Linked DNA regions of Homo sapiens: region 2 is linked to region 1. Evidence: chromatin loops called from intact Hi-C (ENCODE). Cell type or tissue: PC-3. All regions are shown on one strand. Links, peaks and the distances in the headings refer to the core of each region. The heading gives the core; the rest is flanking DNA. Region 1 has its middle 18 kb from the start of HHIP-AS1. Region 2 overlaps HHIP (hedgehog interacting protein).

Evidence for each region. Peaks named below come from ENCODE experiments on the same cell type or tissue, not always from the same donor. Only the 100,000 strongest peaks of a DNase experiment are listed, where the experiment ranks them.
Region 2: it touches region 1 in a loop (7-fold over the local background); 1 of 110 quality-filtered maps calls a loop at or near these places.

Annotation. Positions count from the first base shown.
Region 1 is chr4:144,625,443-144,629,844 of GRCh38, reverse strand. No RefSeq gene overlaps it. Among named protein-coding and RNA genes, the nearest start is that of HHIP-AS1, 18 kb to the left of the region's middle. In PC-3, for the core only: no CTCF peak of the experiment used is centred there; a DNase peak (open chromatin) is centred at 2,004; H3K27ac peaks cover 344 bases.
Region 2 is chr4:144,707,561-144,711,962 of GRCh38, reverse strand. It overlaps HHIP (hedgehog interacting protein), which reads right to left. Exons shown (of 13, transcript NM_022475.3): 7 at 3,652-3,795; 8 at 1-13. The region is part of intron 1 of LOC124900791 (a long non-coding RNA gene); the gene reads left to right. Among named protein-coding and RNA genes, the nearest start is that of HHIP, 64 kb to the right of the region's middle. In PC-3, for the core only: no CTCF peak of the experiment used is centred there; DNase peaks (open chromatin) are centred at 1,602 and 2,632; H3K27ac peaks cover 2,029 bases.

The DNA.
Region 1 (4,402 bases), core at 76-4,075:
GTCAATTTTTGGACCAAAGACATTATTAAAACTAAGGCAACAATATCTGATTTAATAGCATGTGACATAGTTAAAAATTATTTGTGTGGTGTGGAGCATGATTGCAAATTCCGTCTTTTTCTAAAATTTGTGAATTGTATGTTTTGTTTTATTTTCCGAATGTGATTTACTTATGAAGAAATTCTTCAGGTTTTTGTTGAAAGTATTCTAAATTTTATGTCCTGCCCAAAGGCATGAAGTTCTACAAACATTTTCATTTATTAATAGTTGTAAACACCTGGGCATTTGGTACACATTACGGATACTTTTATATGCAAAAAATTAGAATAAATGTTGGATATAAGAGAAAGCTTTTATACTTTAAGAACTATTTGTATTTCATAAGACCAGAGGTTCCATGAAATTTAACCTTTTGGTGCTTTGATTTTTTATCTTACATAAAATGTGATTTTTCTATTTAAAATATCCAAAAAATATATTCGCAAACATAACCAGTTCTTGAAATTTCTTTGGATAGTTCTAAGCATAAATTAATCTAAATATCAGGATTGTGTGCCCTTCAAAACAGGTGATCTTTCTTTCTCCTTGGTAAAGAGATGGAGAATTACATGGTGGGTTTTCCTTGTGAGTGTGAATCCAAAACATATTGAGCCAGACTTTATTTTCTTATGAAAAATAATCCTATGCTAATCACCATGTGTGCATTGTTTATTGCTTTTAAACGATAGCTTATGATGATTAATAAGCACCTGAGGAAGAATGGCTTTACTTTCATCTTGAAAAAGTGACAAGCACTGTATATGAGGCCAGTCGAAAGCTAGCACTGCATCTGGAGGTACAACATAGTTCTGAAATAAAGTCTTTACTCACAGTTAGAAAAAGAAGGGTTTAAAAGTGTGTTGCTTTTGTGAGGTATGGATGCTGATTTAGTATCTCCTCAGGGGAAAATGAGATCATATTTCTGAAAGTTAGTGTTACATTCTGTAAGTCTGTAATCAAGCCTTACCTCATTTCTTTTTAAAAATGGGCTTTTCCTCCTTCTTCCCTTCTGGGACATAATTAATTTATCAATTTTTTTGTGTGGTATTCTACCTATCTGGATGGATTAGGTGTTTGTTTGTTTGTTTTTGTTGTTGTTGTTGTTTTTTGAGTTGGAGTCTCGCTGTGTCTCCTAGGCTGTAGTTCAGTGGCATGATCTTGGCTCACTGCAACCTCTGCCTCCCGGGTTCAAGCAATTCTCCTGCCTCAGCCTCCTGAGTAGCTGAGATTAAAGGCATGTGCCACTACACCTGGCTAATTTTTGTATTTTTAGTAGAGACGGGGTTTCACCATGTTGGTCAGGCTGGTCTTGAACTCCTAACCTCAAGCAATCCACCTGCCTTGGCCTCCCAAAGTGCTGGGATTACAGATGTGAGCCACCGTGCCTGGCCTGGACGACTTTTTAGAAATAGATTCTTCTAAGATCTTTCTTTGACCTCTTATGTGATATTTTCTAGTTTTTGAATTCATTTGATCAATTTATATGTGTGTGTGTGAAGTAGGAGTTTCTTCTGTGAAAAGCTGGTAGAAAGAGTTATATTTAAGCCTTACTTTATGCCATGTGCAGTGACAAGTGTTCTCCATCTATTATCTCATTTAATCATCATAACAACCCTACTTTAATATATACATTTTATACATAAGAAACAAAAACTCAGTGAAGAAAATTTCCCATAGTCACATAGTTGGTAAGTCACAGAGTTATGTACAAACACAGACATGTCAAATGACCAAGCTCAGTAACTGCATTGAGGCTTCCAAAAGACTGGGCTGTGATTATTGTTTTATCCTAGACACAGATATCCTATTATTGTGTTCATTTTTTGATTATCAGTAAAATACCACATCCTTCCGTATGTGTGCTGCCAACAGTTCTCTCAATAATACCTTTTGTTTAATCATATGTCTTCAAAGTCTGAAGTTCATTGCATATATAACTTCTTAGTCATTATGGAACACAAACAAAACATGATTCTCTAAGTCGTTCTCATTCTCACTGTTTCCTTCCTTCACTTCACCTTATCAACCTACTACTGAGATAACCCAGTGCTTGTCATCACTTCTGGTCTGACATTCCTATCTCTGATGACATCCTCTGCATTAGTTATATATGCTTTGTAACCATATTATCACAAAGTCAGCAGCTTAAAACAAAACACATTTATTATCTCATAGTATCTATGGATTAGAAGTACAGGCTTGGCTTCAGGGTCTTTCAGTGCTGCTATCAAGATGCTGGCTGGGGCATCAGTCTCAATGAAGGCTAGACTGAGGAAGGACCCCCTTCCACTGGCTTCTCAACTCACTCCATTCTGGTTTTCAACTCCAGTGTTCCACTGAAATGGTCCCTGCTAAGCTCACCAATGATTACTATATACAGTTACTATATCCAAGTAACACTTTTCAGTCCTTGGCTTGCTTAACCACTTAGCAACTATAACTTTCTCCACTCTTTTAAAATAATATTCTTTTCCCTTTTTTTCATGTCAAGACATGCTTCAGGATTCATGTTGTTAGCAGCATTCAGTCTCTTGCAGGCTGTTGGACTGAAAGCCTCCATTTCTTGTTGGCTGCTGTCCAGAGAGCATCTTCAGTTGCTTGTCACATGGCCCATGACATAGTCAAGTGCGCAATATGGCAGCTTGCTTCTTCAAAGCCAGCAAGGGAGAGAAGACAGCATTTACAGGCTTACATAACGTAATCAGGTGCACATAATCGGGCATATTCCATCTCCTTTGCTGTATTTAGTTGGTTAGAAGCAAGTCATAGGTTCTCTAAGTTGTTCTCCCCATTCCCACTGTCTCCTTCCTTCACTTCACCTTATCCACTTATTACTGAGATAACCTGGTGCTTTATCATCACCTCTGGTCTGGGGAGGGAATAGGATCCCACAAAGACCTGAACACCAGGAGGTTGGCAATGTGGGGCTAGGCTAATATCTGCCACATCCTCCTACACTTCAAGGCTTCCTGCTTTACTATTTCTGCCATGTCTGTCTTTCTAACTCATTTGGTTCTCCAGGCCATTGATCTCTCTTCTCTCTACTGATATACCAGTCTCCTCCTGTCCTTGTCCTTCATATATTTGATTTTTTGCATCCGTATTTCAATTGCAGTCTTGCTAACACTCTAGCACCCTTGACCCTTTGTCAGCTGCATTTACTTGGATAGCCCCCAACTCTAGATGAGCCCAGATACCCTCCTCCTCTGCATCTAAACTCAGATGGCACTACTGTCACCAGTTAAGGGCTCTGTTTCCTATAAGAAGTCATTTCCTCCACCTGAATCTCATCCCTACTTTAACCTCTAGTTTCAACCTCTTTCTCTTCATGGGATCTTTCTCATCAACATTTAAGTATGTAAATATTTAAACCATTTATTGACTCTATGTCCCTCTGTGTAGCTATATTCTTATCTTTCTCCTCCATTTCTCAGCCTGACTTGTTGAAAGAGTTCTGTACACTATCACTTTTAACCTACTTTCTGCTGTCTTCTCAACCCACTGCATTCTGATTTTCATCTCCAGTGCTCCACTGAAATGGTCCCTGCTAATCTCACCAATTATAACTATATCCAGTTACTATAGCCAAATAACACTTTTCAGTCCTTATCTTACTTAACCACTCAGCAGCCTCAACAAAATTTTCCAGTCTTCTTTAAAAGTATTGTTTTCCTTTTTTTTTTTTTTTTCACGTCAGGACATGCTTCAGGATTCCATTTTTCTTTTGTTTGCTCTCAATCTTCTTAGCTAGATTTTCCTTCTCTATTAAACTTTTAAGTGTTGTCATTCCTTTAAATCCTGCCCAGGGTCATTCCTTCTCCTCATTTACACTTTCCCCTGTCTAGACAATCTCACCTACTTCTGTGTGTCTCTATTTTTATTTATTTATTTATTGAGATGGAGTCTTGCTCTGCCACGCAGGCTGGAGTGCAGTGGTGCGATCTCGTCTCATTGCAACCTCCACCTCCCAGGTTCAAGTGATTCTTTTGCCTCAGCTCCCCGAGTAGCTGGGAATACAGGCACGTGCCACCACGCCTGGCTAACTTTTGTATTTTTAATAGAGGCAGAGTTTTGCCATGTGGGCTAGGCTCGTTTTGAACTCCTGACCTCAGGTGATCTGCCTGCCTCAGCCTCCCAAAGTGCTGGGATTACAGGTGTGAGCTACTGTGCCCTGCCAGCTTCTGTGTGTCTTTAATTTCCATTACTATGTCAAGTAATTCTGAATATGTACATAGACCAAGTGTCTCATGGAACTCTAGAATCACATATCTGCCTTTTTATTATCTCCACTTTAATAATTTCATGAACGTTTCAAAGTTAACACCATGAGATCTAAATTGATAATTTTCATTACGTAGACCTC
Region 2 (4,402 bases), core at 94-4,093, 82 kb before region 1:
ATCCACAGCACATCTGCATAACAAGAGGGGATACACATTAATTCCTACCGTGATCTTTTCCAAGCTCAGACTGGAGATTCCTGACATAGGAAGGAGCCCTTTGTGGACTGGCAAGGATCCTATGGCAATTTAGTTTGGATCTTCTAGAAAGCACTGAAGGAAGTAGTCCGATGTGTTTGCTTACTTGGTTGAAGCTTAATCTCTGGAATATATTTCTTAATTTCTCTTATGATTTATAATTTCTTATGTTATAAATATGCACACTGTCTTAAAACAATTGTTAGTCTGTTCTTAAGGAATATCACATGTATAATACACTGGTAAAGTATTGTGAATAAGAATCGGTGTCACCATCCAGGAACAGAAAACCAAACACCGCCTGTTCTTACTCATAAGTGGGAGTTGAACAATGAGAACACATGGACACAGGGAGGGAAACATCACACACTGGGGCCTGTTGGGGGGCGGGGTGCAGGGGGACGAAGAGCCTTAGGACAAATACCTAACGCATACGGGCTTAAAACCTAGATGACGGGTTGATAGGTGCAGCAAACTACCATGGCACATGTAAACCTATGTAAGAAACCTGCAAGTTCAGCACATGTATCCCAGAACTTAAGGTAAAATAACATAAAAAAAACAACAGTGTTACCATCAACTCATCTCTGTGCCACACAAAACAGTACTAGTTATAACATTAATTTTGGGTTTCTTACATGAAATTGCTGCATTCTAAAACTTAGGCTGCTCTAACACAGGAAAACATGTGCTTTAATTCCAGGAATATAGTAAAGCTGGTCCCTACAAATATCGAGGTCTTTTACGTTGACTCTGTTTTCATGTTTTCCATCCCTAATCTGGGGGCCAGAGTATCTCTGTGACTTAAGCCACTGACAGGAAGCTCCATAAGGGGAGGACTTGCAACTTCATCACTATCTTCCTGTTATCTGGTTCAAAGCCAGGAATATAAGAGGGGTTCAAGGTTTGTGGAATGTTTCAATCACTGAGGGACTGGGTATGAGGAGCTTGGGTTGGGGGAAGAATGAAGTTATATAATACAATTTTGGAAGTTATCAAAAGTGTGGAAAACAGGCTTGCATTGTTTTTAGGTTTCTCTATCTTGGCACTGCTGACATTTTGGGCCAGGTAATTTTTTGTCTGGGGAGGCTGTGCTGCCAACTGTAGGGTGTTTAGCAGCATCTCTGGCCTCTACAGGCAAAATGCCAGTAGCATCACTCCCTCACCCCCATCACACTCTAATTGTGAAAACCAAAAATGTTCCCAGACATAGCCAAATGTCCCCTGGGGGTAAAATTATCCCATTGAGAATCACTGTTCTAGGCCAACAAAATATATTAATTACTTAAAAACAAAATGAAACCATTGGAGCTAATAAAGAAATTTAAAAAATAAAATAAAAAATTGAGAGTTGGTGCTGGTTCTTAAGAGACGTAAGAGTCATGTAGAAATTATAAAAGAACAAACAAAAAACAAAACATAAACTCTTGGCTCCCAATGATCTCATTCATGATAGGGAAACCATAAGCGTGACCTGCCAAAGATGGGTTAGTTGTTCTGTGGCAACAGTCCCTTTATTGTCCTCTCTAGTTCAATGATTCACAGAAGACAATGCCTGGCAGGGATCATGATACAGTCATGCTGTGACTTAAGGTGGAACTAAATCCATAGTGGAGAGAACATTTTCCTCTATTACCTTTCTTTGAAGATAGAGAAACTATGAGAAAAAGAGGTTTGACTTGTTTCCAACAAGAAACAGCAAATCTGGAAAGCAGGCCAGGTAGAGTTGCTGGGGGCTTGGAGCTATGGCTCTGGCTGAATACCAGGTCCACTAAGAACTGCTTGACCCTTGTAACCTTCAGTTTCTCATGTGAAAAAGGGCCCTGCCAGTGAAACTCTCTGGGTGATACTATAATGGTGGATACATGTCATTATCCATTTGTCTAAACCTACAGAATTCACAACACCAAGAGTGAACCCTAATGTAAACCATGGGCTCTGGGTGATTATGACGTGTCAATGTCAGTTCATCAACTATAACAAATGTTTCTCTATGGGGGATGATCATAATGCGAGAGACTATGCATGTGTGGAGGTACGGGTAATATAAAAATGTCTATACCTTTTTCTCAATTTTGCTGTGCATCTATCACTGTCCTTTAACTAGTCTATTAATAAAAGGGGAGTGGGAGAAGTGGGGCTGATGGTGAGCCTTGCTGAGAAGCAGAGAGGAGATAAAGTACACAAGATACTTAGTTCAGCACCCCACAGCAAGTGCTTAATAAAAGTTCCCTTTATTTTTAGCCAATAATTAATTTAGTTTTCTTTCTGCTTTATTAAATCGTCTTCTGCTTAGAATACTTTTGGAGGGAGGTGGAATATAAACACCAACTTTTCCTTCAGCCCTCTGCCACCAGAGGTGGGGAGGCTCCGCAGCACAGGCATCTTGCCACACATCTGGTCTGTAAAGCACCTCATCCCATGTTTTTGCATTGAGGTTCAGGACCCCCAGGAAGGTTGTGAGAAAGCTCCAGCGGGATTGTGGTGACTCAGGCTGCCTGACTTCAAAGTGTTGCTTTGTGGTGGTATCTGTGAGTTCTGAGCTCTAGGAATGGAATGTGACAGTTTCCTCCACATCCTGAACCCACCTTAAGTATTCCCTGTCTCACAGATTTTAAGATCTGCTGAGATGCCAAAAAGGAAATGAACTGTAGACTTGGGTTTGATGGAGGAGAGATGAAGGGCATGAGGGATTATAAAAATAAAAAGTTTGAGAAATATTCACCTTGCACATAGTGAACACTCAATAAACATTAAATGGTAATAATAACCTACTTAGTGAATAAATGGATGTGGCCAGATATCCCTGAGTATGAATAATAGACCATAGACTGGATGAAGCTTTCGTTACTGAAATTGCTGTATTATACTTCATAGCATTTTTACAAAATGTACCCCAAATTTCCCACCCTACATACTTTTTAGTTTTCCTTTGTTTTGGTTCATGGTAGTACCAACAGTTAATATGGAGTCCTTTAGTATTTGCAATGTTTTCAAAGTGAAATAAAAGTTAATATTTAGCTCAACTCCTTGCAAATTAACACTGCAGCATCATATTTAAGTGAAGCTATGATAACAAGAATTGCAATTCATTTAAAACCTACCAGGAGTCAGACACACTATTTGGTACTTTACTTACAGATTTTTATTTAATCATAGCAAGGCAGTTATTATCACCGCCATGTAATATATAAAGAACTTAAGACTTAGTGGGATTTAAGGAGACAAATCAAAAAGTTGATCTCTCTAAACTGTTCAGATTAAAGTCTTGGTCATTATACTAGTCCAATAGTGTTTATCTGATAATAACCTCTCCACATTTTAAGGTGAAATTTTCTCCATGAATTTGTCCTTTTCGTTGTCTAATCTGCCTTCTCAATCTGCTTCTCACAGTAATAGAAGACAGTGTGCTAAATACTCACTTGAGTAATGACCTGTTGTGACTTTAGAGGCATGGCCTTAGATACTACCTTTGGCTGCTCTGTGATGGTATATGCTCTATGCTATATTTTCCCAGTTCTCGGATCCCCGCCTGGCTTAAAAGCCAGTGAGAAGACAGACTTGTGTTCTCACCTGCCTGGATCGTGGAGCCCATGAGCAAACACTTCGGGGGGCTGGTTGGTGCTGTTGAAGTGTGGGTTGCTCCTTGGTATGGAATAAGGCACGTTGCACATGTCTGTGTCCACATCCAGCCGTAGCACTGAGCCTGTGAAATCACTGAGAAATTGGGGGACAGAGTATGTGTTTTACATTTTCATTATATATTTCACCTATATTAAATATGGTGAGGTTGCTCTATTGATGAAAAAATCATCCCCTTAGTTGAAATAAAATATTAAAGTGGCTGGATGCAGTGGCTCACGTCTGTAATCCCAGCACTTTGGGAAGCCAAGGTGAGAGGATTGTTTAATGCCAAGAGTTCAAGGCCAGCCTGGCAACATAGCGAGACTCCATCTCTACAAAAAATTTTAAAATGAGCCAGATGTGGTGGCATGCGGCCAGGCGGATCTCTTGAGCCCAGGGGTTTGAAGCCACAGTGAGCCATAATGGTGCTGCTACATGCTGGCCTGAGCAATAGAGTGAGACCTTGTCTGAATAAATAAAGGAATAATTAAATAAAATAAATTCCTTATTGTGGAAAATGAAACTGGGCCGTTCCAGACAAGCAACTGAACCAAGACACTGTGTGATGGTGGCTGAGGACTGTGGCATCAGTAGTACACTGCTTTTTTTTTTTTGCCTCTGTTCTCTTAATTTTTGTCAGCCTAAACCTATGTATTCTATATCTCCCAGGAAGGTTCGCTGGGCGGTGTTAGCCTATTAC